2 separate regions of the Homo sapiens genome follow, and region 1 is linked to region 2. Evidence: read pairs that join two places in POLR2A ChIA-PET (ENCODE). Cell type or tissue: PC-3. All regions are shown on one strand.

The links. Peaks named below come from ENCODE experiments on the same cell type or tissue, not always from the same donor. Only the 100,000 strongest peaks of a DNase experiment are listed, where the experiment ranks them.
Region 1: POLR2A ChIA-PET joins it to region 2 with 5 read pairs; 8 of 35 experiments call an interaction of 5 or more read pairs at or near these places.

What each region holds. Positions count from the first base shown.
Region 1 is chr3:46,279,275-46,281,774 of GRCh38, reverse strand. No RefSeq gene overlaps it. Among named protein-coding and RNA genes, the nearest start is that of CCR3, 38 kb to the right of the region's middle. In PC-3, no CTCF peak of the experiment used is centred here; a DNase peak (open chromatin) is centred at 1,474.
Region 2 is chr3:46,377,009-46,379,508 of GRCh38, reverse strand. The region is part of intron 2 of CCR5AS (CCR5 antisense RNA); the gene reads left to right. Among named protein-coding and RNA genes, the nearest start is that of CCR5, 7.3 kb to the right of the region's middle. RefSeq lists a silencer at 894-1,003. In PC-3, a CTCF peak has its summit at 957 (motif pointing right); a DNase peak (open chromatin) is centred at 958.

The DNA.
Region 1 (2,500 bases), 98 kb after region 2:
TGAGTAGTTGTGACAGAGACCAGCTGGCTTGAAAGCCTAAAATACTTACTATCTGGCCCTTTAGGAAAAAGCTTGCCAGCCCCTACTCTAGACTGGCATCTACATGCCAAATACCATGACTGTAATGATTTGCCTCAGCAAGGGGACCAAACTTAGAAGACAACACACACAGTGAAAGTCACCATCTGATTTAGTCGTAACATTCCATGGCTATTCCCCAAGACCCATCAATTTATTTTATTTTATTATTTTTTAAATTTTTTTACTGGCAAAACTGGAGCATTAAAAGGAGGTATGACAGGAATCAACATATCTGTGTCTTTCTTATCTGTGATGAGACTAATCTGCTATTTTCTTCATAGGATAGAGCGTTGTTTTTGATTTTCTGCTTTGTATGGGCAGGGGGCCTTCAGTGGCTTCCACTTGGGCCTTCCTCTGTTGTAGCCATTATTTACTGTCTGAAAGCCTAATGGGAATCCCATTCTTTTTTTTTTTTTTTTTTTTTTTGAGATGGAGTCTTGCTCTGTTGCCCAGGCTGGAGTGCAGTGGCGCGACCTTGGCTCACTGCAACCTCTGCCTCCCAGGTTCAAGCGATTCTTCTGCCTCAGCCTCCCGGGTAGCTGGGACTACAGGCCGGCACCATCATGCCTGGATAATTTTTGTATTTTTTTTTTTTTTTTAGTAGTTATGGGGTTTCACCATATTGGCCAGGCTGGTCTCGAACTTCTGACCTCATGATCTGCCCGCCTCGGCCTCCCAAAATGCTGAGATTACAGGCGTGAGCCATTGCGCCCGGCCTACTAAGTATGTTCATTCTAACACTGCACTGGAGACTGGTGAAAATCACAAGGTGGGTTCTGGGCCAAATTCTGCCTACGATGATACAAAGTCACATCAAAACTCTATCACCTAGCACTTTGGGAGGCCAAGTGGGTTGTTTGCTTGAGTCCAGGAGTTTGAGACCAGCCTGGACAACATGGCAAAACCCCATCTCTACAAAAAATGCAGAAATTAGCCAGGCATGGTAGCATGTGCCTGTAGTCCCAGCTACGCAAGAAGCTGAGGTGGGAGGATCACCTGAGCCTGGGGAGGTCTAGGCTCAGTGAGCCAAGATCGCACCACCAAACTCACTCTTGGGTGACAAGGTGAGACCCTGTCTCAAAGGGGCGGGGGAAGCACCTCTATCTCCTGGCCCTCATGGGTGCCTACTCTGAGGCTGACTAGAGTGATTTCCTGGGTCTTTTGGAATTACTGTAACTTAAAATTGGCAATCAATAATACCAAAGGCTGTGGGTGCTTCTTTTTCCCAGTGCATATTATTCCAGGAAAATTGGTTACAGGTTCATTTGGGAAAGCCTAGGTGTTAGAGTATCATGTATGACATATTGTAGAGCTCTTTTTTTGAGGTGTGGTTTTCTTCTCACTTAAAAGGCCCTCATTTTATGAAGTGACTCACTTCTGAGAATTTGGCGAGAGGCCACATTTTCTCACTACAACTCAAGACAGATCTGTTTTTTTGCCAGACCTGACATTTTCTTGACTTAATTCTTGGGATCTCCATAATGAATAAACATAGTCAGAGGCTTCCGGATGTCAGATCACTCCCAGAGGTGTTATCACCATCCTTTTCCTGTTGGCTTTTATAATGGCCACATCTATGTTGTTTCTTGCAGGTAAAAAGTCCACACTTAACATACTCCCTATCTGACTGAGGTCAAAGATTGCATTTCAATTACAGCCCCTCCCACTATCATTCCTAATGAGCTTCCCTCTCCGATCTTGTCTTTATGACAAGAAAAAGAGTGTCAGTGGTAGACTGACATTATGCTTGATAGAAGTATAACGTTCCTGTCTTCCTCTAGATGATTCCTAGGGATCTCTGGCCTTTTACACTCATTGAGGATGGACCAGCATTTGGTCCAGGTTTGTATTAGACCAATCAACAACTCTTAGGACCTTAACCATTGAGTGCAATATTTTCAATGAGTGTACATGTCAATTAATTCAGCCCAATCCAAATTTCTATTCTGCAATTTTTTATTAAGCACTCTTAAAAGCCAAACTCAGTTTTTCAATAATGTTCATTGACCACTTTCTATAATTCTTTACGGAATTTTTTCCCATACCTTGATTCTGCATTTTACCCTCTGGGCCAGGTTGAATTCAAATCCTGTTTATTAGGTGAGCAACAATGAAGAGCGAACTGTTACCTTTCTCATGCTAAGGGAAAACAGCTTCCTTAGAAGGAAAAGTAGAAATGACAGTGTGCCAGAGGGGATGGAGGAACAGGGTTTCCCAGGTCCTGTGCATCCTCCCAGATATCCCCATTCCCACTGATCCTCAGTCTATCTTACCAATGCCTTAACATTCATACAGGCTTTTTAGCAAATTTGCAAATACAACTCCTACTATAATTAAGACACTTCATGCTCTGAATTAATTTCCACCAGTCTTAACCTGGCAGCTGCAAGTAATAAGAGACTTTTTTTTTTCAACGTGG
Region 2 (2,500 bases):
AAGCAATGAGTGACTAATCTGCGGTTCAGTTACAATAACAATAATAGAGAAAGGAGAGTGCGAATGATAAAGAAATTTACCATGGTGTATATGTGCCACATTTTCTTAATCCAGTCTATCATTGTTGGACATTTGGGTTGGTTCCAAGTCTTTGCTATGTTCATGTCCTTTGTAGGGACATGGATGAAATTGGAAACCATCATTCTCAGTAAACTATCGCAAGAACAAAAAACCAAACACCGCATATTCTCACTCATAGGTGGGAATTGAACAATGAGATCACATGGACATAGGAAGGGGAATATCACACTTTGGGGACTGTGGTGGGGTGGGGGGAGGGGGGAGGGATAGCATTGGGAGATATACCTAATGCTAGATGACGAGTTAGTGGGTGCAGCGCACCAGCATGGCACATGTATACATATGTAACTAACCTGCACAATGTGCACATGTACCCTAAAACTTAAAGTATAATAAAAAAAATAGAAGTAAAAAAAAAAAAAAAAAGAAATTTACCAACATCAAATCACATTTGATTATTTCAAACACTTGGTACCCACAATCATCAGATATACAGGATTATAGAGAGAAACAAGGGAGGAGCTTGAAGCATTTTATGCAATATGAAAAATGCTTAGTCACAAAACATTTTCTGATCTTGTTGCAAGCTCATGAGAGCAGCACACTGCAGAGATTGGTCTGGGTGTTGGAACCTTCATTCCACGACAGGCATCAACCTGTACCCCGAATGGAGACTCCTCTCGGTTTTCAGAAATGATGAATGTGAGCTGTGCACTACCTACCCTGAGCCGCTGTGGAAATACCTCTTTTTCACAACTGGGATGGTGCCGGCAGAGACAAACATTAAAGAGCTGAATGTGAAAAGCCTCCTCGTGTGTCTTCTCCATGGCCAAGTCTGGAAGTTGAACACCCTTGCTGGTTTGCCAATGTGGCCTCGCGGGGGCAGTATGACCCAAGGCTTGCCATGGCTTCCTAGCTTGTAAAAGATTCACACTCTTCCATGAATGCTTTAAAAAAACTAGTGACCACCCAGAGAAACAAAAATAAGTCCCCAAAACATGACAGAATCACAATGACACAAAACGGATTATCAAACCACGTAGTAACAATAAGGAGGCAAATAGAAGTCAGTCTTGTAAAATTGCTTATAGAAAATTAGGAAGGAAATATATATTATATGCATGCATATTAATATAAAGATATATGTCATATGACAATATATATTAATTATATAAAAATATGTATTTGTATACAGAATCTTAAATATTAAGGGTTGACTCTGTTTTGGAAAAATACAAGCAACTTTTACAGTGAATTTTATTTCAAAGTATAGGAGCTATCGAAATGTTTTCACGTTTTTGCCTCTTCTGTTCAGCCTTATCCCCGAGGGTTGTGGAAAATCTCCACGTACTCTGACAATAAGTAAGTGGATGTGTTAACAAGCTACAAGGAACTGCAGTTAGAAAGTTCATGATTTGTTGGCCGGGCACAGTGGCTCATGCCTGTAATCCCAGCACTTCGGTGGGAGGCCGAGGCGGGCAGATCACGAGGTCAGGAGATCGAGAGCATCCTGGCTAATACGGTGAAACCCTGTCTCTACTAAAAATACAAAAAATTACCCAGGCGTGGTGGTGCATGCCTGTAGTCCCAGCTACTCAGGAGGCTGAGGCAGGAGAATTGCTTGAACCCGGGAGGCAGTGGTTGCAGTGAGCCGAGATCGCACCATTGCACTCCAGCCTGGGCAACAGAGCGAGACTCCATCTCAAAAAAAAAAAGGAAAGTTCATGATTTGTTTTCTGGTTCACATTTCTGCTTCTAGCCCCCAGGGTAGTTGGTGGTAATTCTTATGTTTTCATTATAAGTGTTAACACTTGAGCAGTTATGTTTGCATTTGGAGCTCTATCTCTCCCCGTGATAGAAAATAAATGATTTGTAAATTTAATCATAACAGTTGAAATGCCATTGCATCTTAATTTATTCAGAGCGATTTAAACTAAGAACCCCTGGAGTACAAAATGTAAACAGAATCCCAGTTTATGAATTTTCACATTACTCTTCCTAAGGACAGTCACCTCTACTTTGACTTTATCCATGGCATGCAATCTCCTCTTTGATAGAGACCTCTGGGTGGAGACAGAAGGTACGTTCACCCCAGAGTTGGTGAATAAAGTCAGATCCTGAAGGTCGTGAGTTGAAACTCCAAGGAGTAAAGGCATGGGCCTGGGGAGGTAATGGGGACGGGCTCTGGAAAGGCTGGCAACACTGCAAATAGCTTTTCTTCGTGCTAACGTTGGAAGACATTTAATAAGATGGAAAAGGAAAAACGAGCAATTGACATGACTGCATGTATGTCAGCCACAAAAGCTGATACCTTCAAACCTCCCTGCCGCACTGCCTTCCTCCTATGGGATGGATCTCCCTTCTCCATGGCCCCTTCCTTCTACCCTAACCCCAGCCCCCTCCTGCCCTTCCTTGGTTC